Linked DNA regions of Homo sapiens: region 1 is linked to region 2. A link is a loop called in an ENCODE intact Hi-C map of the cell type or tissue named here. Cell type or tissue: CD14-positive monocyte. All regions are shown on one strand. Each heading gives the region's core, and the rest is flanking DNA. Links, peaks and the distances in the headings are about the cores only. Region 1 has its middle 12 kb from the start of FCGR2B. Region 2 has its middle 11 kb from the start of FCGR3A.

Region 1 (15,393 bases), core at 2,882-5,381, 93 kb before region 2:
CACCTTATAACATGAAGATTAAATGAGAAAATCCATAAATAATGCTAAACACAGAACCTGCCATATAAATTTAGTCTTAATCATTATTATCATTAAAAGGCTAGAAGAATCTAGTCTCTGCTTCCAGTTGGGACTAGTGTTTATAGACCCACTTTGGGAAGGCAGATTAATGTTATAAACTCAAATGGTTCCAATTTTACATACTCTCAGATTCCAGCCTCTTGATTCAGAATGTACTCCTTTCTTTTTGTTCTGCTTGGTTGAATTTTGTTTCTCTTCCTCTTAATATCCTGACCACAGGCTCAGTGAATCCCTGTGGTTGTTTTTATCAATCCTCTCTACAGTTTCCTCCTTATAGCCACTTCCCCACAAGCTGAGACAGCCAGGCACTACAGTCAGCTGCCAACCCCAAAGGAGAGGGAAGCCTGGCAGAGAAGGCAAGCACCAGGAAAACAAACAAAAAGGATGATTGACTGATGGAGGCTCTGGTTGGAGAGGCCTCAGCCAGGTCTAAGCATCAGCCACACCTCCTCAGGGAATTCAGGTCTTTGTGTTAAAGCATCATCATCTCTAACAACCCATTAGAAATGCAAATACCCGGCCAAGAGTGGTGGCTCACACCTGTAATCCCAGCACTTTGGGAGGCCAAAGTGGGTGGATCACTTCAGCCAGGGAGGAGGGAGAGAGTAACATTTCTAAGTTTTATGGCTTGCTTTGGGGAAGAGGGATTTTGGTTTCTATGACTTGCTTCAGGGGAGAAGGAAGGGTAAAGGACAGAAGGGCAAGAGAATGTCAGAGAGACCTTGCTTCTGAGGTCTTCCAATCTCCCTTAGTTCAAAGCACTCAGCAGGCCAAAGTGCCATATATTGGGGTATTGTTTCTGTGCCCCAGCTGGCAACACTGGGTAAAATTGGAAATTAGTCAATGCTTATCATCATTAGGAACATGGTGGTTAGAACCAGGAAGAACTTGTAAAAAGTATCCAATTATTGGTGAAAGAACAGACAAATAGATTAATGGAACAGAATAGGGAGCCCCCAAATAGGCTCACATGAATAGAGTCAACTGATCTTTCACAAAGAAGCAAATGCAAAGCAACTGAGAAAAGTCATTAAAGACCCTCGTTTCAGAGGAGTACTGCCCCACACCCAGGAGGAAGGAATGGTACACAGGCCAAGAAGAATCTAAACACACAGGCCTTGCTAAGTTTTCCCCATCAGTCTGTTAGCATCAGACTCTACCCTTTATCCAGTCACATTTCTACAGGGCTAGGCATTCCTCATTGAACCTAAGCATAAAAACAGAGTCTTCCCTGAGTCTTTGGGTCTTCATTTCAGAAGGCTCCTGCATCATGTAAAATTTTGATAAAATAAAATAAAACTTTGACAAACTTTTCTCTTGCTAACTCATCTTTTGTTATAGGAGTGTCAGCTATGACGCTCATGATGGGCAAGGAAAGTTATCACAACTTTCCACCTCTATGAAGCTCCAGATTCTACTCTCTCTTCAATGATGATTTTCAGTATGAGGGTGCCCAGTCTGCCACAACCTGTCAGGGACAGAAGAGAGTTGAGATCTTAGGTAACCCCTGGGCAGGCTCATCTCTGGGGCAACACACAGAAGGGTGAGGACAAAGAGATAGCTTACTGTAAGTGCCACCCTAAAAAGGTGCTAGCCAGGAAGGAAGATGTAAGCCATCCCCTGGAGAGAAAGCAGAAGGGTCGAGAACCGGAAATGTCCATTAATCAGGTATCCAAAGAAGAAGGACTGATGTGTGAGGAGTCAGAAGCAGAAGGGAGGGTGCCGGGTCCAGGGCCAGTTTGAAACAAATCGTGTCAGCCAGGCATGGTGGCTCACGCCTGTAATCCCAACACTTTGGGAGGCTGAGGCAGCCAGATCACTTGAAGTCAGGAGTTCGAGACCAGTCTGACCAGCATAGTAAAACCCCATCTCTACTAAAAATGTAAAAATTAGCCAGCTGTGGTGTCACACACCTGTAATCGCAGCTACTTGGGAGGCTGAGGCAGGAGAATTGCTTGAACCCAGGAGGTGGAGGTTGCAGTGAGCCAAGATCATGCCACTGCACTCCAGCCTGGGCAGCAAAGCAAGACTCTGTCAAAAAAGAAAAAAGAAAAAAGAAAAAAGAAACAAATCTTGCCACCATCAAGTTCCCATCATCCATTTCTCTTTGTGCATTTATTGGCAGATTGTTAAGGCAGGACAGATCCTAAAAGTGATTGGAATGTAAATAAAGGAGATCTCTGCCTCTACTAAATAAATACACAATAAAAATTAAAAGGAGATCTCCTCTGACCAAGGTATTTCAGTAAAGTTGCAAATATGAAGGTAAGTATTGCTGCTGGTTGAGTAGTCTTATGGAAAAGCCCTTCAATCGGGTCGCGGTTTATCGTTCTAGAAACTGGGAAAAGTATTTTGTACGAGAGGACAGTGGAGGTTCCTGCTCAGCATCTGTTCTTTCCTGTGGCCTCCAGTCTCAGTAGAGACCCTAGGAGAAGAGTTTACTGTGACTGGAGCAGAAGAGCAGGCTGCAGTTAACTTGGTCCCTGGCAGAATTACAGAAGTAAAATGAGGTCTTCAGGAATCACTGGAGGGAAATGATACTGAGAGTGGCAATAGCAACAAATTCTGAGCAGGAAAGCAATAACTCATGGGGATCAACTAGTGACTGATTTACTCAACCCATATGCAGTGCTCTAACCCAATGTTGACTCTGCTAGGTAAGAAAGATGGGGTGGGGATGGATGGGAGGAAGAAATGAAGAAATGAGAAGAACAGTGGTCTCTGTCCTGAGGAACCCTCATTACAATGGGAAAGATAGGATACATGCAGGAGACAGATATAAAAACAATACAAACCTATCCTGTGCTTCACCTGAATTAGAGCAGAAAGTCGTAGAATTAAAAATTGAGGCTGGGCACGACGCCTGATGCCTGTAATCCCAGCACTTTGGGAGGCCGAGGCAGGTGGATCACCTCAGCTCAGGAGTTTGAGACCAGCCTGGCCAACATGGTGAAACCCCATCTCTACTAAAAATACAAAAAATTAGCCAGGGGTTGTGGCACGTGCCTGTAATCCCAACTATTTGGAAGGCTGAGACAGGAGAATTGCTTGAACCCGGGAGGTGGAGGTTGTAGTGAGCCGAGATCACGCCATTGCACTCCTGCCTGGGTGACAGAGTAAGCGACTCAGTCTCAAAATAAATAAATAAATAAATAAATAAAAATTGAGGAAAAGTGTGAGTGTTAGAAGAAACAATTGATTATAGAGCCAAAATATCTAATCAGAAAGATTGTGATTTCAGACATATCTGCATAATCTCTCTTCTTTACCTCCTCCCCCTGTAGCCCACTATCACCCTGCATTGACAGCCAAGAGCTGAGAGCCCCCGGAGCTGATCAGATTTCACTAGCAATCACAGCACACAACTTGGATGAGTGGCAATATGCTTTCCTCTAGAATGTGAAGGTGGAAGGCCCAAGAATCGAGCTTGGAGTGATAGTCCTGGCAGTAGGTCTCCCCTACTTGGCCTCCCATAGGCTTTTCCAACCACCCAGCATGATCGGTCCCTGTCCCCTGTCCAACAGCTGAGAATATGGTCAGAAAAGAGCCCTCCAATTTGAAGGGTAGTTCTGAATATTAAGGTACTTCTGAATAGTAAGAAGTAATAACATAAATATATGAAGAATATAGTAGCTCAGAGAAACAGGCTTGCACCATGAAGGGTTAGGACAGTCATAAAATGGAAATCATGTTTATATGAGAAACAACATAGCCTCAAGGGAAACAAAAGCCAGTATCAGGCTTTGGTGAAAACTTAGAACAAGGAGAGATTGTAAACTAACCAGAGGTGTGAAGAGCAAATAGCAGAGCCTACCTACATAGCACAACTCCTGCCTGCATGGCCATCAGGACACAGTCAGTGCCGACCTCAAGGACACTTTTGATGATAACTTTTAAAACATACCATTTTACTTTCTGCTTTTTAGATTATCAAGTCATGTGAGAAACAGATAACTTCATCTAATTTCTGTGCTTAAATTCATTATGCCCTGCCATTCTGGTGATTTTTCATTTTGGACTTGGCCATTTTGATTTGTGGTATAAAAACAGCTGTGAAAACCAGCCTCATTAAAATGTTTTCATTAGAAACACCCCCCAAAAAAACCTGTATTAATTAGAAACACCTGAAAAAAAACAGATAATACACAAAGTGATAACTTTTCTTGAACCCATCAGAGTGCTGAGGTAGTGAGGCAACCAAATACCCTGAAATCTAAGAAAAGACAGGTGTTTCTAAAGAGGGCTAGGATATGAGCACAGGCTCACCTGTAAGACAGCGTGGAAGGAAGGCAGGGCTACCATTCAAATGGGTTAGAAGAATTCAGCTAAAATTTTTAATAAATCGCTGAAAGCCAGATGTGGCCAAGAACTGAGAGCTCATGATACAAGGGCCATTCCTACGCATTTGAAGCATCTTCATGGGCCTCCACCAGAGCTCATGAAAAGCTTGTGGCCAGGGAATACATACCTAGGTAATGGAGCAGCCATCATTCTGGGAAAGGCATGAAGCCCACCTGAATCCTTTTTTCTAAGGAACAAATGTCTTAAATCACTGGAAGAAGGGCCCAGGGCACAGGAAAAGAGCCCATTACACCTGGAGGAAAGGAACAGGAAAAAACAACAACAACAACAACAAAAAACAAACATCTCTCTACCCTTGGGGAAGGGGCTGGAAACCATCCCGAGCCTAGATGATTACAGGTCTTCTACCATTGGGTGAGATCTAGGATCACTGAAAAAGCCCTGTCCTCAAGATCCAGGGACAGAAGGCCCGACTAAAACTGAGGCGGGACTAGAACAGCTGTCACAGCCCCACACGTTCTTCTTAGCCACTGCCCTGAAAAAATCAATAAGAACAGCGGCTATTGCAGCAAAGAAAGAGTTTAATAATCACAGGGCCAGCCATGTGAAGAGAGCAAGCAGCAATTTCTCAAACACATCTCCCTGACAATTCAGAGACTAAGGTTTTTCATGGGTACTTTGGTGGGCAGGAGGCTTGGAAACTGGAACAATCGATTGGCTGGGGATGAAATTACAGGGGTGTCTAAAGCTGTCTTCACGCAGCCAAGTCAGTTCCCAGGAGTGGGTGGATCTCAGGACCTAGTGGCGTCTCTTGGTCTACTGAAATGTTGAATCTGAAAAATACCTCGAAGACTCGTTCTTCAGGGTTCACAATAGTGATGTTATCTATAGGAGTAGTTGGGGAAGTTATAAATTTTGCAATCCCCGGTTACGTGACTCTGGTGCAGTAAGCAACATGCTACTGTAAGGACACATGGAAAGCAAGGAAGTGAGGAAGACACACTAAGCAATGGCAGGTCATTGTTTAACTGAGTCTATTCTTCAGCAAAGTTAAAGTCCCTACCGTATTTTAACCTTGTCTTATGAATGCAGTTTCAATCTTGAACAAGGAGGGAGATCAGTTTCCCTTGACTCAAAGTTTAACTATAAACGTCACTCATAGCTATTTTGACCTCCATGCTAGAATAAGAAAAAAAAAACTCGCCTGTGGGTTAGAAGCAGGATGGAGTCAGTCATGTTAGATTTCTCTCTTTATTCGTTTATTTTTTATTTTTATTTATTTATTTATTTATTTATTGAGATGGAGTCTTGCTCTGTCACCCAGGCTGGAGTGCAGTGGTGGGATCTTGGCTCACTGCAAACTCTGCCTCCCTGGTTCAAGCAATTCTCCACCTGCCTCAGCCTCCCAAGTAACTGGGATTACAGGTGCCTGCCACCATGCCCAGCTAATTTTGTATTTTTAGTAGACACTGGATTTCACCATCTTGGCCAGGCTGGTCTCGAACTTCTGACCTCAGGTGATCCACCTGCCTCAGCTTCCCAAAGTGCTGGGATTACAAACATGAGCCACCACGCCCAGCCAGATTTCTCTCCTTATTTATATATATATTCTGCAAAGGCAATTTCACAACAGATAAACCTCTGCCCTACCTCCCAGCCTAGCAAGTACTGAATAAGAAGCAAAAGTACTCTGCCACTGAAGAGAGAATCTCTGAGGTGCAGGCACATACTTTAGAAAGTCCTAAAGTTGGGGTAGTGCAGGAAAATTGAGAAAATACCATCCGGGAATACCGGTGTCTCTTGGTCTACTGAAATGCTGCCTCCACCCAAGCACAAGATAACACTAGAAGAATTTGAAGGTAACTATGGCAATAATAAAACCCGAACCCAGCTCAACTCTTGACTAGATTGGCCCACACTAAGAGCTTACCAGAATAAGAGGGGTGCTCATTTCCAATCATAAATGCAATTTACCTCAGTCCCTACTGTCCTACATATAATGTCCAGAATTCAATAAAAACAATGAGCCAACACAGAAAAGCAAGGTTTAAAAATCCTGTCAACAGACAATGCAAGCAATAGAAACTGCTAAAAGATGATTCAGATGTTGGTACTATCAAATAGGGAATTTTAAAATCAAACCATTAATTACAACCATACTTAACATGTTAAAGGCTCTAGTGGAAAAGGTAGACAACATACATAAACAGATGGGGAATTTCAGCAGAAAGATAGAAACTATATGAAGAGTCAAATGGAAATGTTAGCAAATTTTGAAACAGAGTAAAAGAGAAGAGGAATGTATTTGACAGGGTCATCAGTAGATGCCATACAGCTGAGAAAAAAAAAAATCAGTACTTTGAAAATGGGTTCATAGAAATTACCCAAACTTAAATTCAAGGAGTAAAAAAAAAGAAAATAGAACAGAACACCCAAGAACTGTGGGACAATGTAAACTGGCCTAACATATATGTAATTGAAATCCCAGAGAATAGAGAAAGAATGGGAGAGAAGAAACATTTAAAGAGAAAATGGCCAACAATTTTTCAAAAATAATGGAAGTTATTAAACCACAGATCCAAGAAGGACAAAGAAGCATAGGCAGACTAAAATACACACACACACACACACACACACACACACACACACACACACACTCCTAAACATATCATATTTAAACTGCTGAAAATCACAGATAGAGCATTATTAAAATGCCCATAGATCTTTATTTTATTTTATTTTATTTTATTTTATTTTATTTCAGTTTTTGAGATGGAGTTTCGCTCTTGTTGCCCAGGCTGGAGTGCAATGGCACAATCTCAGCTCACCACAACCTCTGCCTCCTGGGTTCAAGCAATTCTCCTGCCTCACCCTCCCAATTAGCTGGGATTACAGGCATGCGCCATCACGACTGGCTAATTTTGTGTTTTTAGTAGAGATGGGGTTTCTCCATGTTGTCAGACTGGTCTCAACTCCCGACCTCAGGTGATCCACCCCCCTCGGCCTCCCAAAGTGCCAGGATTACAGGTGTGAGCCACTGCGCCCGGCCAGATCTTTATTTTAAAAATTTTGATTGGAGAGCTAGGATGCCAGTGCCACCACTCTAGCCAGCCACAAAGGAGATAATCAGAAGTTATATTGGCGGAAATGTCAAAATATCTAAATCTTTCTCTTGGCCAACTAAACTGGCTGGAAGATTTTAAAAGAAAAGTTTTCTAAGATATGAAGATAAGCAAAAGAAGAGTACAGAGCCTAGTTTCTAATGCACGATAATACTTTGCTTCCAAAATAAACGGGAACCCAGACCTTGTTTTCTGATCTTCCCTTCAAGACCAAAACCTCAGGCCATCTCCTCATCTGCAGTTTTCCTTATCTCTCCCTTGGCAGAAGAAGTCATTTTTCTTTCTGAATCTCAAAGTTTTCTTCCCCGAGTTGTCCTAAATGTTGCATTGGGCCCTATCACTGGAAATGCCTTTTTTACTCTAAGCCCAGGGAGAACTCAGAATTCTCTCACTTCTCTAAGAAGTGATTTATGAACCCCAGGGGCACTATGCAGTCTTTTACGATGTACCCTTGCAGTTTGCAGGGCCAAAATACTCTGAAGTCATTCACCATCTGTTTCATCACGACTTACCAGGGTTCCCCTCCTGGTGTCCCTCTGATGACTCCCCTTACTCTCCCTGAACACTCCTCTGTCTTCACCTGTCCATTAAATATTGGTGTTTGTTCAGCTTTCTGTCCTCTACATAATTCTCTATCAATAATTTTCTAAGTGAGAAGAGACCCCCTCAAAGGGTGCATCAGAACTGGAGGGGGAAGGAGAGGTAGAGGTGTAATTTTAAAAGCCTTTTTAGCATTATAATACAATTTAATACTTGTAAACTTGACAAACTAGATATGAAAATTAAGATAAAATTAAACAAAGTATGTTTATGTTCAAAGAGGTTGAAAATGAACTTTAAAGGGCTAAGAAACGTGATCCTGCATATGTCTTACTACTTCTAAATGATTTTATCTACATTCTTGGCTTCCTCTACACCAGTGGTTCTCAACAGAGTTGGTTTTGCCCCCCGCTCCCAGGGGACATTTGCCAATGTTTGGAGACACTTTTGGCTATTACAACTGGAGAGGGCTTCCCCTGGCATCTATTGAGTGGAGGCCAAGAAAGCTGCTAAATGTCCTCCAGTGGAGAGCATAGCCCCCCACAACAAAGAATTATCTGGCCCCCTGTGTCAATAATGCTGAGAATGAGAGCCTTGCTTCACTCCCTATATGCTGATGACTCCTCAGTCTTTATCTCCGGCCAACACTTTTCTACTTAACTCTAGAAAGATACATTAATATATTTATCATATATAATATATATAATATAATGATAGCTACCTACTAGGCATTTCCACTTCAAAACTTTTTTTTGGCAGGGCACAGTGGCTCATGCCTGTAATCCCAGAACTATGGGAGGCCAAGGATGTCAGGAGTTTGAGACCAGCCTGGCCAACTTGGCAAAACCCCATCTCTACTAAAAATACAAAAATTAGCCAGGCATGGTGGCGTGTAGTCCCAGCAACTCAGGAGGCTGAAGCAGGAGAATCACTTGAACCTGAGAGATGGAGGGTGCAGTGAACAGAGATCATGCCACTGCACTCCAGCTTGGGCAACAGAGTGAGACTCTGTCTAAAAAATAAAACACACATACGCATATTTTTTTTTCTAAAACAAAATTCACTTATTTCTCCCAAATGTACTCTTCTTTCTCTAAGATCTACTAAGACAAAATCCTTCAAATTAATGTATCTACCATTCCCATCCAATCAATAAAGTTCTTGCACGTTTCTTTTCCTCTTGCCAATTACTAGCAGTAGAAAACCTTCAGGCAAGTCATTTAATTTCCCCATGCCTTGGTTTTCTCAACCATAAAATAGGAATAATAATAGTACAACGGCCTCCTAGTTATAAACAACACAAGTTTATTTCTTATAGCTCTAGAAGCTGCGAAGTGCAAGATCAAGGTGCCAGCAGACTCTTTGGTGAGAGGTCGCTCTCTGCTTCTTAGATGGTAGCTTCCGTGTCCTTTAATGGCAGAAGGGCTGAAACAAGCCTTTAACTAGTCATCCTGCCTCAGTCTTGCTCCGTTCCAATTCATCTTTCATAGGGTTTTCAAAAAGATTTATCAATTGTTCATGAAAAGATGTCATTTAGTGGTCACTTGCACCCTGCTAAACTTCTGCCACCATCACAATGAAGATGACAGCAGGGTAGAGTTGTATCATGGTGAGAAATGAACTTCCATTCTTTGTGCTGAAATGGCTCAAGAAATTTTCAGCCCTCTTCTGCAAAACTTTTCTTTTAAAGAGGTAAAAGGTAACGGATTTACCTATGGAAATTGACCTGACATTCATATTATTGGCAGTGATTTTGATAGCATGCAAAAAAGTAAAAGAGGAGTTTCATAACACTTCTACTTTCAATCCTCTTCCTTTGACACTAACTGCTTTCCTCATTAATATTACGGTTGTATCTGAGTTGGCTTATGAGCCTTCTGAAAGTGATGTGTCAGAAATTACTACTGAGATGGTGAAAAGGTATTTAGAGTTCCATTTTTTAGGTTAGAGGTTGTAATGTCTAAAAGGTTTTCTGTAGAATGCATTATTAACTTGTTTTAGAAGAGTCATGCTTCAGTGACCTTCATAACTGTATTCATTAATCTCCCAAATATACATTACAGATTTTCTCAAATAATACAAAATATATTTTTGGTATAATCATTATTGAAATATAATATTAAAAAAAGTTCCAGCCTGACAAACATGATGAAATTCCATCTCTATTAAATAAAAATTAAAAAATTAGTCAGGCATGCTGGTGTGTGCCTGTAGTCCCATCTACTCTGGAGGCTGAGGCATGAGAATCACTTGAACCTGGAACATAGAGGTTACAATGAGCCAAGCTTGCGCCACTGTACTCCAGCCTGGGCGACAGAGCAAAACTCTGCCTCAAAAAAAAGAAAGAAAAAATTAAGACATCATTTGAAAAGTTAGTAGGAAAGCCACAGAGTAGGAGGAATATTTGTAATAGGTATATTTGACAAAAGACATATCTAAAATACATAAAAAACTATTAAAAATCAATGAGAAGATAAGCTAATTCGTAAGTGTGCAAAAGCCTTAAACAGAAACATCATAAAAAAGGATATCCAAATGACCAAATAAGCACATAAAAAGATAATAAGTCACTACTTATCAGGGAAACGCACATTAAAAACACAATATCACTGTATACCCACCTGGGTGGCTAAAGTTTAAAAGATTAACAAGACCATGATATACCTCAATTAAAAACAAACAAGAAAATCTCAAATTGCCTAATAGGTTAGATCACCACCCTACTCAAAATTCTTCAATGATTTTACATTGCTTTCAGGATGATATTAAACCCTTCAAAGTGACATTCAAACACTTCGGGATGGCACATAGCATCTGAGAGTGTATGTAATATCACAGCTGCCCCACGGCACAGGATGCTATGTGCCATACTGAAGATTCCAGCACCTAGAGTCTTGAGGTATATTGCGGTCTTGTCAGATTCTGCCCAATCCTATTCTTAACTTCCCCAAGCTTGCCATGCTATTGCCATGTTTGAGCCCATGCTGCTTTCTGTGAACAAAGCTATCTTCCCAACTCATACTTATCCTTCAAGATCAAACTCCTTCTCCATAAAGCCTTCCATGAGTTACACATAGCTAAACTGTTGTTCACAAGACGAAGGGTCGTCTACGAGTCGCTGACTCTCCGGGATCTGCCCTACTTTCACAAGGACATGCCCCATTTATGAACACACGAAGCACAGTGTGCCATATTTTGGGTACCTTGACCTGAGGAGAATGTTGTAAATGGATTTGTTTTATTTCTTCTGGGCTTAGAAATGTAAACTGTTTGCTGTTCTCTACTGCCCTCTGTTGAAACAAAAGTGGACAATATACATCTCTTCTGCAGGACGAAGGAATCCAGTTTACAAGGAAATGAAAGAGAGATCTGAGTGGTTTAATGCAAGAAACAGCCAACTAATGGTCTAGGGGAGTGAAATTAAGAGTCCAGAGCAGGCCGGGCACAGTGGCTCACACCTCTAATGCTAGCACTTTAGGAGGCCGAGGCGGTGGGGGGAATCACCTGAGGTCAGGAGTTCAAGACCAGCCTGGCCAACATGGCAAAACCCTGTCCCTACTAAAAGTACAAAAATTAGACGGGCATGCTGGTGGGTGCCTGTAGTCCCAGCTACTCAGGAGGCTGAGGCAGGAGAATTGCTTGAACCCGGCAGGCGGGGGTTGCAGTGAGCCGAAATCACACTACTGCACTCCAGCCTGGGTGACAAGAGCGAGACTCAATCTCAAAAAAAAAAAAAAAAAAAAGAGTCCAGAGCAAAGAGAACCCGGGGCTGCACTTACCTTAAGCCACTTGGTCTGCTCTTCTGATTGAATGTCTCTTGACCTCAGCATGACTTCAGACAGTGGTACTCAGAAAGAAAGGCTTGATTCATTCATCCGCACTCTGGCTTTAGACCCTTAGTGAGGAGGGTGGCATTTGAAGTTGTAGTAGAAAACTAGGAGTTAGATTCTAACACCTACGGTCTGCAACGCAAATGCGTTGGAACCTCCCCATCAGGCCTGTTTTGCCCTTTAACTGTATCAAGTGCATGTGTCTCCAGCAAGGGTAAAATTCAGGAGGGTGGGAACTTGGTCCTAAGCCAAACATGCTGAAGGATGCTGGAAAATGGTCCTGGGGAAGGTTGAAGCCATCCTCCTTAGTAGCAAGTAAATACTTGACAAGAACATTTGAAGAACTGTGAATGAGGCTCTAACCAATTCAAACTTGCCTCCTTGTCACTGGAAATAGACCTGCTGCAAGGTATCAGCAAATAAGGAGTCATCTCTTTGGCTTCCAGTTAATTTTCTAAAAGCACAATTCAGCTCCAGTCTGTGTCTCTAGCTCTAGCCCAGATTTCTCCTTCCAGTTACCCAGCTGATATTGACCACTCTCCTGCTATGTCCACAGGCACCTCAAACGCAGAATATCCAAACCTGAACTTACCATCTCTCCCCAACCCCTTCCAGCTAAGCTTCTTTCCATCATATTCCCCACCTCAGGGAATGGCACCTCCTAAAGCAGGAATCTGGATATCATTGTGATTCCCACATTCTCTTTCATAACCCACATCCAATTGTGCCGGTTCTTCTTGCTAAATATCTCAACCCCACCACCATTACCTTAGCCTGAGGCTATCTTCATCTGCCACCATGACTACCGCAAGAGACCAACTCATCTTTCTGCTCCCAGTCTTACTCCTCCAGCCTATTTACAAGCAGCAACCAGAGTAATTTTGTTAAAGTACAAATTATATTATGTCACTTTCCTGCTTCAAATAATTCAGTGGCTCCCCACACCCTCACGACAAAACCCAAACTCCTTAATGTGTTCTGTAAAGCACTGTGATACCAAAAACCATTTACTCCACTGCAGCTTCATCACACTGTCCTACTCTCCTCATACTCAGAATACAACAAACTCTGCTCTAGGGGAGACTCTTTGATCTCAGTATAGACATTTTCTACGCTAGAGGCCTGTTCTGGCATCCTACGATTGAAAGGTTCAAGAATATTTAGCCATTTCTATCTTTAAGGTGCTTCTGCCTTGATTTTAAGTACTAATCAGAAAGGAAAGATACATGGAAAAAAGTCAGCAATGTAAAATAAATGGTTTAAGCACTTCACATTTTTATGTCACTTATTTTATATCTCTTTTTGTTGGGTTCTAAGGAGAGTTGTAAAGAGAGTCAAAAAGCAGGGAGCTAAAAGGCATTAGTAAGCCCCTCGAGCCAGGCAAGTTGTTAAGCAGACAGCTCCTCTCAGAATACAAGCAAATCTGTTTCATAAGGATCATAGAGTGAAACACATGAATCAAGCTATGGATACACAAGAGGATAATAGAATTGAATCTTGAGTAAATTCTCTGAAGGAAGAAAGATTTCTAAGCTTAGGAAAAAATAGAGGAAAAAAAAAAAAAGAAGGAAAGAAAAGAGACCAGGCGTGATGGCTCATGCCTGTAATCCTAGCACTTTGGGAGGCCGAGGCAGGTGGATCACATGAGGTCAGAAGTTCGAGACCAGCTGGCCAACACGGTGAAACCCTGTCCCTACTGAAAATACAAAAATTAGCCTAACGTGCTCACTTGAACCCAGGAGGTGAGTCAAAGGTTGCAGCGAGCGGAGATCATGCCACTGCACTCCAGCCTGGGCAACAGAATGAGACTCTGTCTCAGAAAAAAACAAAAAAAGAAAGAAAGAAAAGAAAAGAACTTCATGAAACTTTTAAATTTCGGAATGATACAAAACTAAAACCAACCAAAAACAAACTACTAACTGCAAACTGGAAAAAAAAATGTGTAAAAATTCATGTCTCCCTGCAAAGGGGTATTTTTATTACATAAGAAATTAATGAGAAGAACATAGAGTTTTGATAAATAGGCAAAGGCAGGGATATCAATAGAGAAACCCAAAAACATTTAGTTAAACAAAAAATAAATATCCAAGAGGGCCAGACATGGTGCTAAGTGCTTTCCATCTAATAGCAACATGAAAGAGGAAATGCAACTGGTTGACAGACACATGGTAAATGTTGACTCCACACTAGTAATCAAATAAATGCAAATAAAAATTATGAGACCCCATTTCTCAGCTATGAAATTGCCCACAATTAAGAAAAAAGGACGTGATTAAATGAACTTGCATATATTTCTGAATAGGGTAGAAATTAAAACAATTGTTTTGGAAAGAGATTTGGAAAAACTATCAAAACCTTGGAAATTCATATACTTATGACATTGTAATTTTGCTTCTGGGAAAATGACCTTTGGAAATATCCCAAAATATACAAAAGCATTGTTACTCTTTGCAGAGCTACTGAATGATAATGAAAATTAGAAACAACCTAAAATATCCAAAATCATGCTTAAAGTAAATTGCTCTGCTGCTACATCAGCTGGAGTCTCTCTGAGCACTGAGAGAGAAGGGTATGAATGAATCAGTTAGGTGGCTTTCTGAAGCAAGTACAGAAAATTCTGCTCAAATGGCTTAAATAATAATAAATGTTTTACTATCTCACATATTAAGTTTCTTGAAGTTAGGGCAGCTCCAGAGCTGTTTAATCTACAATAATGTCATCAGTAACCCAGATTCTTCCCTCTCTTTGCTTTGCTACTCTCAGCATGTCAGCCAGTCTTCTCTGGAAGCAAGTTGGCTGCCGTAGTAGCTCCCAGCATCACATCTTTAAGCATCACCATGTCCAAAGACTGAGAAAGAACTCGTTACTTCCTGAGTCCCAGAATCCCTCTAGCAGATTATCCCTGAGGATTAATTGTCCAGAACTGTATCATATGCTTAGTCCTAAGCATGGCAAGACAATAGAACACCATAATTGGCTTAGAGCAGCAGTTCTCAAAGTGTGGTCCTTGTACCAAGATCAGCATTACCTGGAAACTTATTAGAAATGCACATTCTCAAGCCCCACCAGAATCAGAAACTCGGAGGGTAGAGTAGAGCTCACCAAGTTGTGTTTTTAACAAGCCCTCCAAATGGCTCTGATGTAGCTCAAATTTGAGAACCACTGGTTTAGACTAACCGAAAGTTCACACACTGAGGCTGGAAAAGGTCTAGGCTTCTCTACAGCTCATGACCACAACATTGCTAAACGAAATCAAGTTCCGTTAGCAAAGAAGAAGGGAAGAAATGGCTGTGCAGTAGGCAACTGCCCATACAGGATAAAGTTCCTGTTTTGGTGGCCAAAATGACCCAAATCTTTTAAAAAAAAAAGAAAGTCAAAGTAATACCATTTCTTCCTTTCCACACACCCTCAAATACATTTTTTAAGCATTTCTCCTCCCATTTAATGTGAAATGTGAAAGATGTTGAGTGGAGTTTGCAGTTGTTCGAGACCAGCTGGCCAACATGGTGAAACAACAT
Region 2 (15,393 bases), core at 5,932-8,431:
GTTGGTTTTGCCCCCCGCTCCCAGGGGACATTTGCCAATGTTTGGAGACACTTTTGGCTATTACAACTGGAGAGGGCTTCCCCTGGCATCTATTGAGTAGAGGCCAAGAAAGCTGCTAAATATCCTCCAGTGGAGAGCATAGCCCCCCACAACAAAGAATTATCTGGCCCCATGTGTCAATAGTGCTCAGAATGACAGCCTTGCTTCACTCCCTATATGCTGATGACTCCTCAGTCTTTATCTCCGGCCAACACTTTTCTACTTAACTCTAGAAAGATACATTAATATATTTATCATATATAATATATATAATATAATGATAGCTACCTATTAGGCATTTCCACTTCAAAACTTTTTTTGGCTGGGCACAGTGGCTCATGCCTGTAATCCGAGAACTGTGGGAGGCCCAGGATGTCAGGAGTTTGAGACCAGCCTGGCCAACTTGGCAAAACCCCATCTCTACTAAAAATACAAAAATTAGCCAGGCATGGTGGCATGTAGTCCCAGCAACTCAGGAGGCTGAAGCAGGAGAATCACTTGAACCTGAGAGATGGAGGGTGCCGTGAACAGAGATCATGCCACTGCACTCCAGCTTGGGCAACAGAGAGAGACTCTGTCTAAAAAATAAAACACACATACGCATATTTTTTTTCTAAAACAAAATTCACTTATTTCTCCCAAATGTACTCTTCTTTCTCTAAGATCTATTAAGACAAAATCCTTCAAATTAATGTATCTACCATTCCCATCCAATCAATAAAGTTCTTGCACGTTTCTTTTCCTCTTGCCAATTATTAGCAGTAGAAAACCTTCAGGCAAGTCATTTAATTTCCCCATGCCTTGGTTTTCTCAACCATAAAATAGGAATAATAATAGTACAACGGCCTCCTAGTTATAAACAACACAAGTTTATTTCTTATAGCTCTAGAAGCTGCGAAGTGCAAGATCAAGGTGCCAGCAGACTCTTTGGTGAGAGGTCGCTCTCTGCTTCTTAGATGGTAGCTTCCGTGTCCTTTAATGGCAGAAGGGCTGAAACAAGCCTTTAACTAGTCATCCTGCCTCAGTCTTGCTGCATTCCAATTCATCTTTCATAGGGTTTTCAAAAAGATTTATCAATTGCTTGTTCATGAAAAGATGTCATTATTATTAACTTGTTTTAGAAGAGTCATGCTTCAGTGACCTTCATAATTGTATTCATTAATCTCCCAAATATATATTACAGATTTTCTCAAATAATACAAAATATATTTTTGGTATAATCATTATTGAAATATAATATTAAAAAAAAGTTCCAGCCTGACCAACATGATGAAATTCCATCTCTATTAAATAAAAATAAAAAAATTAGTCAGGCATGCTGGTGTGTGCCTGTAGTCCCATCTACTCTGGAGGCTGAGGCATGAGAATCACTTGAACCTTGGACATAGAGGTTACAATGAGCCAAGCTTGCGCCACTGCACTCCAGCCTGGGCGACAGAGCAAGACTCTGCCTCAAAAAAAAGAAAAAAAAGAAAAAATTAAGACATCATTTGAAAAGTTAGTAGGAAAGCCACAGAGTAGGAGAAATATTTGTAATAGGTATATTTGACAAAAGACATATCTAAAATACATAAAAAACTATTAAAAATCAATGAGAAGAAGATAAGCCAATTCGTAAGTGTGCAAAAGACTTAAACAGAAACATCATAAAAAAGGATATCCAAATGACCAAATAAGCACATAAAAAGATAATAAGTCACTACTTATCAGGGAAACGCACATTAAAAACACAATATCACTGTATACCCACCTGGGTGGCTAAAGTTTAAAAGATTAACAAGACCATGATATACCTCAATTAAAAACAAACAAGAAAATCTCAAATTGCCTAATAGGTTAGATCACCACCCTACTCAAAATTCTTCAATGATTTTACATTGCTTTCAGGATGATATTAAACCCTTCAAAGTGACATTCAAACACTTCGGGATGGCACATAGCATCTGAGAGTGTATGTAATATCACAGCTGCCCCACGGCACAGGATGCTATGTGCCATACTGAAGATTCCAGCACCTAGAGTCTTGAGGTATATTGCGGTCTTGTCAGATTCTGCCCAATCCTATTCCTAACTTCCCCAAGCTTGCCATGCTATTGCCATGTTTGAGCCCATGCTGCTTTCTGTGAACAAAGCTATCTTGCCAACTCATACTTATCCTTCAAGATCAAACTCCTTCTCCATAAAGCCTTCCATGAGTTACACATAACTAAACTGTTGTTCACAAGAGGAAGAGTCGTCTACGAGTCGCTGACTCTCCGGGATCTGCCCTACTTTCACAAAGACATGCCCCATTTATGAACACACGAAGCACAGTGTGCCATATTTTGGGTACCTTGACCTGGGGAGAATGTTGTAAATGGATTTGTTTTGTTTCTTCTGGGCTTAGAAATGTAAACTGTTTGCTGTTCTCTACTGCCCTCTGTTGAAACAAAAGTGGACAGTGTACATCTCTTCTGCAGGACAAAGGAATCCAGTTTACAAGGAAATGAAAGAGAGATCTGAGTGGTTTAATGCAACAAACAGCCAACTAATGGTCTAGGGGAGTGAGATTAAGAGTCCAGAGCAGGCCGGGCACAGTGGCTCACGCCTGTAATCCCAGCACTTTGGGAGGCCGAGGCGGGCGGATCACGAGGTCAGGAGATCGAGACCATCCCGGCTAAAACGGTGAAACCCCGTCTCTACTAAAAATACAAAAAATTAGCCGGGCGTAGTGGCGGGCGCCTGTAGTCCCAGCTACTTGGGAGGCTGAGGCAGGAGAATGGCGTGAACCCGGGAGGCGGAGCTTGCAGTGAGCCGAGATCCCGCCACTGCACTCCAGCCTGGGCGACAGAGGGAGACTCCGTCTCAAAAAAAAAAAAAAAAAAAAAAAAGAGTCCAGAGCAAGGAGAACCCGGGGCTGCACTTACCTTAAGCCACTTGGTCTGCTCTTCTGATTGAATGTCTCTTGACCTCAGCATGACTTCAGACAGTGGTACTCAGAAAGAAAGGCTTGATTCATTCATCCGCACTCTGGCTTTAGACCCTTAGTGAGGAGGGTGGCATTTGAAGTTGTAGTAGAAAACTAGGAGTTAGATTCTAACGCCTACGGTCTGCAACGCAAATGCGTTGGAACCTCCCCATCAGGCCTGTTTTGCCCTTTAACTGTATCAAGTGCATGTGTCTCCAGCAAGGGTAAAATTCAGTAGGGTGGGAACTTGGTCCTAAGCAAACATGCTGAAGGATGCTGGAAAATGGTCCTGGGGAAGGTTGAAGCCATCCTCCTTAGTAGCAAGTAAATACTTGACAAGAACATTTGAAGAACTGTGAATGAGGCTCTAACCAATTCAAACTTGCCTCCTTGTCACTGGAAATAGACCTGCTGCAAGGTATCAGCAAATAAGGAGTCATCTCTTTGGCTTCCAGTTAATTTTCTAAAAGCACAATTCAGCTCCAGTCTGTGTCTCTAGCTCTAGCCCAGATTTCTCCTTCCAGTTACCCAGCTGATATTGACCACTCCCCTGCTATGTCCACAGGCACCTCAAACGCAGAATATCCAAACCTGAACTTACCATCTCTCCACAACCCCTTCCAGCTAAGCTTCTTTCCATCATATTCCCCACCTCAGGGAATGGCACCTCCTAAGGCAGGAATCTGGATATCATTGTGATTCCCACATTCTCTTTCATAACCCACATCCAATTGTGCCAGTTCTCCTTGCTAAATATCTCAACCCCACCACCATTACCTTAGCCTGAGGCTATCTTCATCTGCCACCATGACTACCGCAAGAGACCAACTCATCTTTCTGCTCCCAGTCTTACTCCTCCAGCCTATTTACAAGCAGCAACCAGAGTAATTTTGTTAAAGTACAAATTATATTATGTCACTTTCCTGCTTCAAATAATTCAGTGGCTCCCCACACCCTCACGACAAAACCCAAACTCCTTAATGTGTTCTGTAAAGCACTGTGATACCAAAACCCATTTACTCCACTGCAGCTCCATCACACTGTCCTACTCTCCTCATACTCAGAATACAACAAACTCTGCTCTAGGGGAGACTCTTTGATCTCAGTATAGACATTTTCTACGCTAGAGGCCTGTTCTGGCATCCTACGATTGAAAGGTTCAAGAATATTTAGCCATTTCTATCTTTAAGGTGCTTCTGCCTTGATTTTAAGTACTAATCAGAAAGGAAAGATACATGGAAAAAAGTCAGCAATGTAAAATAAATGGTTTAAGCATTTCACATTTTTATGTCACTTATTTTATGTCTCTTTTTGTTGGGTTCTAAGGAGAGTTGTAAAGAGAGTCAAAAAGCAGGGAGCTAAAAGGCATTAGTAAGCCCCTCGAGCCAGGCAAGTTGTTAAGCAGACAGCTCCTCTCAGAATACAAGCAAATCTGTTTCATAAGGATCATAGAGTGAAACACACGAATCAAGCTATGGATACACCAGAGGATAATAGAATTGAATCTTGAGTAAATTCTCTGAAGGAAAAGAGACCAGGCGTGGTGGCTCATGCCTGTAATCCTAGCACTTCGGGAGGCGGAGGCAGGCGGATTACATGAGGTCAGAAGTTCGAGACCAGCTGGCCAACATGGTGAAACCCCGTCCCTACTGAAAATACAAAAATTAGCCGAACGTGCTCACTTGAACCCAGGAAGTGAGGCAAAGGTTGCAGCGAGCGGAGATCATGCCACTGCACTCCAGCCTGGGCAACAGAGTGAGACTCTGTCTCAAAAAAAAAAAAAAAAAAAAAACAAAAAAAGAAAGAAAGAAAAGAAAACACCTTCATAAAACTTTTAAATTTCGGAATGATACAAAACTAAAACCAACCAAAAACAAACTACTAACTGCAAACTGGAAAAAAAATGTGTAAAAATTCATGTCTCCCTGCAAAGGGGTATTTTTATTATATAAGAAATTAATGAGAAGAACATAGAGTTTTGATAAATAGGCAAAGGCAGGGATATCAATAGAGAAACCCAAAAACATTTAGTTAAACAAAAAATAAATATCCAAGAGGGCCAGACATGGTGCTAAGTGCTTTCCATCTAATAGCAATATGAAAGAGGAAATGCAACTGGTTGACAGACACATGGTAAATGTTGATTCCACACTAGTAATCAAATAAATGCAAATAAAAATTATGAGACCCCATTTCTCAGCTATGAAATTGCCCACAATTAAGAAAAAAGAACGTGATTAAATGAACTTGCATATATTTCTGAATAGGGTAGAAATTAAAACAATTGTTTTGGAAAGAGATTTGGAAAAACTATCAAAACCTTGGAAATTCATGTACTTTTGACATTGTAATTTTGCTTCTGGGAAAATGACCTTTGGAAATATCCCAAAATATACAAAAGCACTGTTACTCTTTGCAGAGCTACTGAATGATAATGAAAATTAGAAACAACCTAAAATATCCAAAATCATGCTTCAAGTAAATTGCTCTGCTGCTACATCAGCTGGAGTCTCCCTGAGCACTGAGAGAGAGGGGTATGAATGAATCAGTTAGGTGGCTTTCTGAAGCAAGTACAGAAAATTCTGCTCAAATGGCTTAAATAACAATAAATGTTTTACTATCTCACATATTAAGTTTCTTGAAGTTAGGGCAGCTCCAGAGCTGTTTAATCTACAATAATGTCATCAGTAACCCAGATTCTTCCCTCTCTTTGCTTTGCTACTCTCAGCATGTCAGCCAGTCTTCTCTGGAAGCAAGTTGGCTGCCGTAGTAGCTCCCAGCATCACATCTTTAAGCATCACCATGTCCAAAGACTGAGAAAGAACTCGTTACTTCCTGTGTCCCAGAATCCCTCTAGCAGATTATCCCTGAGGATTAATTGTCCAGAACTGTATCATATGCTTAGTCCTAAGCATGGCAAGACAATAGAACACCATAATTGGCTTAGAGCGGCAGTTCTCAAAGTGTGGTCCTTGTGCCAAGATCAGCATTACCTGGAAACTTGTTAGAAATGCACATTCTCAAGCCCCACCAGAATCAGAAACTCGGAGGGTAGAGTAGAGCTCACCAAGTTGTGTTTTTAACAAGCCCTCCAAATGGCTCTGATGTAGCTCAAATTTGAGAACCACTGGTTTAGACTAACTGAAAGTTCACACACTGAGGCTGGAAAAGGTCTAGGCTTCTCTACAGCTCATGACCACAACATTGCTAAACGAAATCAAGTTCCGTTAGCAAAGAAGAAGGGAAGAAATGGCTGTGCAGTAGGCAACTGCCCATACAGGATAAAGTTCCTGTTTTGGTGGCCAAAATGACCCAAATCTTTTTAAAAAAAAAGAAAGTCAAAGTAATACCATTTCTTCCTTTCCACACACCCTCAAATACATTTTTTAAGCATTTCTCCTCCCATTTAACGTGAAATGTGAAAGATGTTGAGTGGAGTTTGCAGTTGTTCGAGACCAGCTGGCCAACATGGTGAAACAACATGGTGTTTATGTATATGTGGAATCATTATAAAAAAGGAAGTTGCAGAATAATATGCATTATGTACTATGCTAACAATAACAACAAAAATGAAGAAAATATAAATACATATAGGTGGATGTGTGCTTATATGAATATAAGTGTATGGGGAAAGTTCTGGAAAGATATACTACAAGCTTCTAAGGGGTTACCTCTGAGGAAGGGAGTGAAATTGGGGGAGGGAGTCATTAAATCTCACTGTTACTTTTATTTTATTTACGTCCGAATTGTTTCACTTATTTGCAACAAGAACATATATAGATCACGCGTGTATTTTCAAACCAAAAAGTGCTTAAAGCCACAATAACAAAATATTGGCGAAAGGGACAAGGACTGAGTCTCTAGGGATGGTTCTGAGCTCTGCTCATACTCCCAATGATGTTGCCAACCTTTCTCTCTTCTCCAGTGGGATGGCACGGATAAAAACAGAACAACACAAAACAGTATTTCCACTTCTTTTTCAAAAACTTTTTCAAAAACTAAGTTTTCTTTTTGGTGTTACCTTGTATTGTTCTGGTAGATTCTGAAGATTTTGCACATGAGCAGAAGCATGAATTTAGTTTTTATAATTAACTTTTAACTCTTAGAAGTATAACTTGCTAGCTCTGCTAGAAAATCCTTTTGGCTCCCAAAAGCTGCCTTCATTAGGATTTTTAGAAGACAAAGGCTACTACATTCTGCAATATCTAGAAATTACCACTGGAAGGCAACATTCAGAATTAGAGAATATTTAAGATGGAAAGAGTTAGATATAATCTAGCCCGATTACCTCACTTTGCTATGAGGAAACAAGTTCAGGGAAGAGAAGTGGCTTGACAACTGACCCCTGTCAGACCGAAACCAAAACTGAGATTTCCTTCCTCCTTGGCCAGTATCCTTCCCATAACACATCGCCATCACTCTCTTTTTGAAACTTTAAAAACTTGCAAGTCTGGGAGGCATCTAAGCATGTTCTGATGTGAGATAGCACAAGGCAGGGCATTTAAAACTCACTCTTGGCTATAGCATAAAATTTTAGAAAGTTCTTGTATGTCAACAGGTCATATTATTTTAATAACCACAGCCAAAGAAAACAGGTGCAGCTTAAGGTCATCCCACAAAATCTGCTTCAATCCCATGTGCTTTTTTTCCCTTGTTGTCTGTCTATCTCTTCCTGGTTTTGTGAAAGTGTTCTCTCCTTGTCCCATGACTGCCTTTGTATGATGTATCTCGAGGTGTGTCTGTTTCCAGACCTCTCAGTAGATGCCTTGCTCTTCATGCATTTTCTATCTATTTTTAAGACACCATATTTGAAAACCTGGGTGTCTCTCTCAGTTTTTTGTGGGTTTTTGTTTTGTTTTGTTTTTTACTGTCCCAGTAACTGTGTCTTTCTGAGTTTTCTCTCACTGGTTTTCCTCTAAGTCCCATCCCATTTTGTGTCTTTATGTCTCTAACTCTGCCTGTTCTCCTCCCTTTTCTTTTATATTGACAGTTTCCTTTCCTATTTCTTTTCTTCACTTTACTAGACACATAATGGTGAATATTTTGTTTTGTTTTGTTTTGAGACGGGGTATCGCTCTGTTGCCCAGGCTGGAGTGCAGTTGCACGATCACAGTTCACTGCAACCTCCACTTCCCAGGCTCAAGTGATCCTCCCGCCTCAGCCTCCCAAGTAGCTGGGACCACAGGCATGTAGCCCCAGGCCTGGCTTATTTTGAATTTTTTTAAGAGATGGGGTTTTGCCAGGTTGCCCAGACTGGTGTTGAACTCCTGGCCTCAAGCAATGCTCCTGCCTCAGCCTCCCAATGTGCTGGGATTACAGGTATGAGCCACCATGCTGGGACCATGAATATTTTTTATTAAATAATTTTGATATCTATTGTATTTAAAGCTCAGAGCTTACTATATTTTGTTATTAATATTAAAATAAGCAAGTAGAAGCCAGGCAGTAGTGCTGGCTACTCAGGAGGCTGAGGCAGAAGGACTGCTTGAGTCCAGGAGTTTTTTAATCCAGCCTGGCTGACACAGTGAGACCTCATCTCTAAAAAAGAAAGCAAGCAGAATATTTTCTTAAAAGGCAATTATATTCCTTCTTGGCCAGGCCCAGTGGCTCACACCTGTAATCCCAGCACTTTGGGAGGCCGAGATGGGTGGATCACCTGAGGTCAGGAGTTCGAGACCAGCCTGGCCAACATGGCGAAAACCCGTGTCTACTAAAAATACAAAAATTAGCTGGGCATGGGGGCATATGCCTGTAATCCCAGCTACTTGGGAGGCTGAGACAGGAGAATCGCTTGTACCCGGGAGGCAGAGATTGCAGTGAGCCGAGATCATGCCACTGCACTCCAGCCTTGGCGACAGAGTGAGGCTTTGTCTAAAAAAAAAAAGGTATTTTTTGCCTCTCTGTTGGTACCAATTGTTAAATTCTTTGTGGACCACTGATGCTTACCAAAAAAAAAAAAAAAAAAAGTGGGGGCATCATATTTCCTCTAGTTGACATTAAGACACAGTAATTTAGCCAGAGGAGATCTTAGCAAACATACAGTCCACACTCCACTTTCTCATTTCATGATTGTAGAGACTGAGATCTAGACAATTTAATCGGTGGTCACCCTGGGTGACATAGCTAGGTCTAGAGCTCCTGGTCTCCAGGTCAGCATTTCTTTCTTCTTCATTAAATGTCAAGTTTCCTCCCCTGTTCATTATTAGCTCCTTCCAGAAAGAGAGTTTCTTATCTTTTTAGTAGGTACTCAGTAAATACCAAGGTATTCACTAGGATGCCTTTGGATGAAGGTAACAAGCCCTGACTTAAATTGGCTTAAACAGCAGGGAAATTTACTTGAAATTGTAAGAAATCTGGGTTGGTTGCGTTAGAAGCTCAGTGATGTCACCAAGACCATATTCTATCCCTCCACTCTGTCCTCCTTGGCTATTTGGCATTGACCTCAGACTGGCTGCCTTCAAAATCTTAGGTTTTGCCAGCAGAACCTAGGACAAAATGAGCCCTTGTTCATGTACAGTGGGAGAGAGAGATCATCTCTCCCAAACATGGCACTCCCCTCTACCAGATTGGCCCTATTTAGGACAAAGTTCCGTCTTCTCCCACTTAACCAATAAAAGCCAGGGGAATGCTACACCCTGAGTGGCTTAGATCAGTCAAGATCCACCTCTGCATATGAGGGTGATTCCTGAATAGAATCAAGGTTATATTAGAAGGGAGGGAGAGGGATGGATATCAGGCTAGTACATCATATTCTATTTGTTGAGTTAACTGAGTCATAGCAATTGTTGAGTTGGAAAAAACTCAGAACCTACTGTGGATTCAAGTTCAAGAAATCATTCTTTCCTACATACAACAGCATTGCTCTGTAGCCCTGAGCTAAGAGAGCATCACGAAATACAGTCTTCTTGCTGTTTATAATCGTAAGCAAACTCTTGGACCTGGGAGGGGATGAATGGATAATGTCTGTCTGACTTGCTTCTTTCTAGTTAGTACCAACTACCTCCCTTCTTCCTGTGATTGTTCTTAGAATAGGATAAAAAATCTTCCCTTCCCTAGATCTTACAGTCTCCCCTTCCCCCAGGCCTTTCTATTTTTCAGGATTTTACTCTAATCACACCACCGAAGAATCAAGAAATCTTTAAAGTGTATTAGAGTAGCTAGTTGTGGCAGCACTAAAACACGGCTGCAAATTCTTTGACACTCTCTCCATCAAGAAATGAGGCCTACATCCTCTACCCTTGAATCTGGGTGGGCTTATAACTTCTGGTGATTAGACTACAGCAGAAAGAGAAGCTGTATAGCTTCCTAAATGTTATAAAGTCTTAAGGATAGCTGCCAGCAAGACCTTAGGACAAAATGAGCCCTTGTTCACGTCCAGTGGGAGAGAGAGAGAGAGACCCTCTCTCCCAAATATGGCAATCCTCTCTACCTATAACATTTACATAAATGTTATAGGTTAAACGTTCCACAACAAACTAAGTACTATTTAACATCAAGAGGAAAAAGAGACAGGAGAAAGGGTTAATAAGCCTGTTGATGAGGATCTAAGAAGAACAAAGGAGGCCTGGTTTGGGCCTGGCTACCCGTTGGTCTTGCAAAGAAGAGTCTGAGGTGGCAGAGCCTTCAGTGGCAGATGCCAAATTATCATCATGAGTGACTGCAAGACAGTGTCAGCTAAGATAGCCATTTCAAGCTGCTGAAGGCCTTCTCTTTTAGTCGTGGAGTCCTGTGATAAGAACTGAAAGTTGGAAGAGTGTGCTTGTCTGTGGCCTTATTTGGTCGGATGCAGTCTTTATCATTTTTAATTTGTTTCTTAGAACATTTTATCTTGTTGGCCAAATGCCCTACGAAATATAAAATGGAGTCTTTTTCTAAGATGGAGTTAGTTATGTCAAGGGTCCTTTATACAGTCTTCATCCTTTTTCCTGGCATACAACTCCTAAAATCCTTAGAATCTCCAAAGTGATGTCTTTTGGTGTGCTAATGAGGTAACTGATGGCTGGCAGCTCTTAGGTAGCTTCATAACAGGGGCTGGGCACAAGAAAGATCATGGCAAGGTCAGAGGATTGGGGCTTTCAGCTCCACCCTCCAAACTCCCTCTGGGAAGTGGAGAGGGGCTGAAGGTTGAATTGATCACCAATAGCCAATGACTTAATTAATCATTCCTAAGTAATAAAGCTCCCATAAAAACCCAAAAGGACAGGGTTTGGAGATCCTCCAGAGAGCCGAACACAGAGAGGTTCTTGGAGGGTAGTGCACCAGAGGGCATGGAAGCTCCAAGCCCCTTCCCACAGGTCTTGCCCTATGTACTCTTTACTTGTGTCCTTTGTAATATTCTTTATCACAAACTGATAAATGTAAATGTTTCCCTGAGTACTGAGAGCCACTCTAGCAAATTAATTGAACCCAAGATGCAGGTGGTGGGAACCCCCATTTATAACTGGTTGGTCAAAAGCACAGGTAAAACAACCTGGGGCTTCATCCTGGAGTATCAGAAGTGTCTTGTGAGACTGAGCCCTTCACTTGTGTCACCTGATGCTATTTCCAGTTAGATAGTGTTGGAATTCAATTGAATTTGAGCAGAAGTCCCAATCCCCAGACCTGTAGTTGTCAGTGACCTCTTAGGAACTGGGCTGCACAGCAGGAAGTGAGGGGCAGGTGGGGAGCAAAGCTTTATCTGTATTTACAGTAGATCCCCATGGCTCACATCACCGCCTGAGCTCCTCCTCCTATCAGATCAGCTGTGGCATTAAATTATCACAGGAGCATGAACCCTATTGTGAAGTACGCATGCAAGGGATCTAGGTTGCATTCTCCTTATGAGAATCTAATGCCTGATGACCTGGCATTGTCTCCCATCACCCTAGATGGGACTGTCTAGTTGCAAGAAAACAAGCTCGGGGCTCCCCCTGATTCTACATTATGGTAAGTTGTATAATTACTTCATTAAATATTACACTGTAATAATAATAGAAATGAAGTGCACAATAAATGTAATGCACTTGAATCATCCTGAAACCATCCCCCACCCCCCTACCCCTGTCCGAGGAAAAATTGTCTTCCATGAAGCCAATCCCTGGTGCCAAAAATTTTGGAGACCACTGGATTAGAAGACACCCAGTTGGTGCCCACTGCTGAATTGCTTGCTTGCTTGCTTGCTTGCTTGCCAGTGGAGAGAAATCCCCACATATCTGTTGTCAGAAATGTGTTGTGAGAGCATAGTGGGAGGAACTGAGTTTGTTTTTTCTACAGTTACAGCAATAGGTAACTGGAATTCAACTGCTGGACTATACCAAAGACTGCCAGGCCAGCCTACCTTTCTCACAGCCTTCTTGACTACCTGTCTTGGATGAGCTCACTGAAAGCCCACATACCTTCATTCTAGCATTTCCTCAGTCTGGTTGAGCTGCTTTGGAGGTAATACAGGTTGTAGGACTTCCCTCCACTCCTGCTCAGGACCGTTTTCAGCAGGCTAATCAGACAGCAGTTGGCACTGAGTACAACTGGAGAAATGTTATCAGCACTGAAGACTGCTCCAGCTACAAATGCACAGCGACCCACCTCAGCTGGACCTTTGGCATTGCTTGGCAATCCTTACAACTGTTTGGAATTCTTGGTAATTCTTGTACATACAAACAGTCGGCTCCTTCTCCCATGCACCACAATGGCCATTCTCAACTCTGGTGTTCTCAAACCCCCACCACAACTGTTACCCACTCTTTCTCGACAAGTGTCTTTGACTCCTCCTTAACCAAGAAAATCAGGACCAGCAGATGTGGATGGTCACTCAACATCTGAAAATGGATTTGCATATGTACCCCCTCAGCTCCTGCCTTCAGCTCAGAGCGAGAGGTAATCCGTATCCAGTTCACAGCCAACTCCCTGTCCATGTCCCATTCCCATCTCCTCAGGACCCACACTTGCTTCTCTAGGTGTTCCGTCCCTGTTAGGCATCCAACTTCTCCCACCCTGCTGGCTTCTTCCCAAAGACCTATAACCAAGCTCGTATCTTTCACTTAAAAGAAAACAAAAACTCCCATTCTCTTGTAACTACCTTTGCAGAATTGTGTCTGAAACAGTGAGAGAGATCTAACTTAATTGACTCCATCTTGCTTCTAACCTCCAAGCTGTCTTTCCTCATTCTTGGGCATAGGCTGAACTAACTTTGGGAGAAACTTAGTTTATAGTTTGTGGTTTAAAGCAAAGATGATAACAGCCCTTTCCCAGGGCAGACCTCCTTTTTTTCTGAAGACTAGATTGTCTTTGTAGGACTAACATTAGCCACAAGATTGGAAATTATGGTTTAGGAATCATGCAGGTGGAGGCTACAAGATTCTGACCCTTCCTAAGCACTGATCCTAAGATCGGTGCTTGAGATATTTTGCAGACCCTGCACTTGATGGATCACCTGGCAACACCCAGATCAATAAACTGGCTCATCTGATCTTGTGGTGCCCACCCAGGAACTGACTCAGAACAAGAAGACAGCTTCAACTTCCTGTGATTTCATCCCTGACCAATCAACACTCCTGGCTCACTGGCTTCCCCTCCACCAACCAAGTTGTCCTTAAAAACTCTGCTCCCCGAATGCTCTGGAAGACTGATTTGAGTAATAATAAAACTCCAGTCTCTGGCTCAGTCAGCTCTGCATGAATTACTCTTTCTCTATTGCAATTCCCCTGTCTTGATGAATCAGCTCTGTCTAGTTACCATCCTCCACTTCTCCTTTCTTATTGTGTCACTTAGGGCTCTGGGTTATAAACAACTTTATCAGAATCCAGATCTTTTAAGTAGAGGAAAAAGATTTATTGGATGGAAACTAGAGGAGGTGAGCCCATCCCACTGCTGTGATGACTGGGACCCAACCATCTCCCTCTCCTAGAAGTGAATCTCCCTTATGAGTAAACAAGTGTCACTTATTCAGGATTCATCTCAGAAGAGACTCTAATGGGCCAAACCTCAGTTATATGCCTGTCCTCTGTCTGCCTGTATCAGTTAGCTAGCACTTTTATAACAAAGTACCACAGACTGGGTGGCTTAAACAACAAAAATGTATTTTCTTACAGTTCTTGAGGCTGCAAGTCCAAGATCAAGGTGTTGACAGGGTTGGTTTCTTTTAATTTTTTTTTTAAAAATTTTATTTTAGATTTAGGGGTATGCGTGCAGGTTTGCTACATAGGTAAACTCCTATCACGGGGGTTTGTTGCACACATTATTTCATCACCCATGTACTAAGCCTAGTTACTCAATAGTTATTTTTTCCGATCCTCTCCCTCTTCCTACCCTCCACCCTCAAGTAGGCCCCAGTGTGTCTGTTGTTCTTCCTTTGAGTCCATAGGGTTGGTTTCTTCTGAGGCCTCTCTCCTTGGCTTGTAGGTGTCCATCTTCTCCCTGTATGGGTCTGTGTCCCAACTAACAAGGACATCAGTCATATTGGACTAGAGCCCACCTAATGATTTTATTTTAACTTAATTACCTCTTTAAAGGCTCTATATCCACATATAGTCACATCCTGAGGTATAGGGGGTTCCACATGTGGACTTCAACATATGAACTGGGAGAGACAAAATTTAGTCCTTAATAGTGCCCCAAAGTGGGGAAAAGGAAGATCTGGACCCTCGGGTTTCCATAGTAGAAAGCAATCACTGCTTTCTATTAAGTACTCACAGTGGGGCTTCTCCAGAAAGAATGATATGCTAATAAGAAGGGGAGGAGGAAGTGATCCTGGACAGCCAGATGATATGTGCACTATTCCTTCATAATGGAGATTCTGAAGAGGAGAAGCACTTGACTAAACACTTTTTCATTCCTACTCCGTCTTCAACCAAAAGCTGTCAAACTTCTGTTTCTCAGCCCCAGCCCCTGAAATTGCTCAGGAAAAGGTCATTAATAGTTCCTTGATTGCCATATTTCAATCAAACTCTTGTTTGAATTCTTTTCTACAACATTAATACTGTTACTGTTGACTACTCCTTCCTTGAAGATCTGTTCCCACTAAACTTCCTTGTTCCCTCCTCTTCAGCCCCTCCTATACAAACTCCTTTGTCAGCTATTTTTCCTGTGCACGCTTCAAAAATGTTTGCATGTCAAGTTTCTGTCATTGACTCTCTCCTCTTCTCCTCTCCCTCTCAATCCCTCCTTCCTTTCCCTCACTGTTTCCCTTTAATTCTCTCTCAATACTCTTACAGTTTCAGAGATCTTATCCTTACTTTATCTTAACCTAGGATCTCTGGATGGATTCAAATAGAGCTTCTTAAATTAAAGGAAACATAATGTGTATATTTGCATCCTTTCTTGGGAGAAGGCCCAAAGGTTTTTATCAGAGGTTTGAAACCTCAACCGTGTTGGTGCCTCCTAAATTGTGTCTTTTGTCAAGACCTGTCTTCTGAGTTCCAGGGCCATGTGTC

The links. Hi-C counts contacts between places; a loop is a spot of excess contacts. Peaks named below come from ENCODE experiments on the same cell type or tissue, not always from the same donor. Only the 100,000 strongest peaks of a DNase experiment are listed, where the experiment ranks them.
Region 1: a loop joins it to region 2, with 15 times the contacts of the local background. A loop is called at or near these places in 12 of 110 quality-filtered maps.

What each region holds. Positions count from the first base shown.
Region 1 is chr1:161,643,693-161,659,085 of GRCh38, reverse strand. It overlaps a transcript of FCGR2B not described here. Among named protein-coding and RNA genes, the nearest start is that of FCGR2B, 12 kb to the left of the region's middle. RefSeq lists a silencer at 11,592-11,651. In CD14-positive monocyte, for the core only: no CTCF peak of the experiment used is centred there; no DNase peak of the experiment used is centred there; H3K27me3 peaks cover 527 bases.
Region 2 is chr1:161,553,423-161,568,815 of GRCh38, reverse strand. No RefSeq gene overlaps it. Among named protein-coding and RNA genes, the nearest start is that of FCGR3A, 11 kb to the right of the region's middle. In CD14-positive monocyte, for the core only: CTCF peaks have their summits at 6,947 and 7,215; DNase peaks (open chromatin) are centred at 6,076 and 7,325; H3K4me3 peaks cover 1,766 bases; H3K27ac peaks cover 2,098 bases.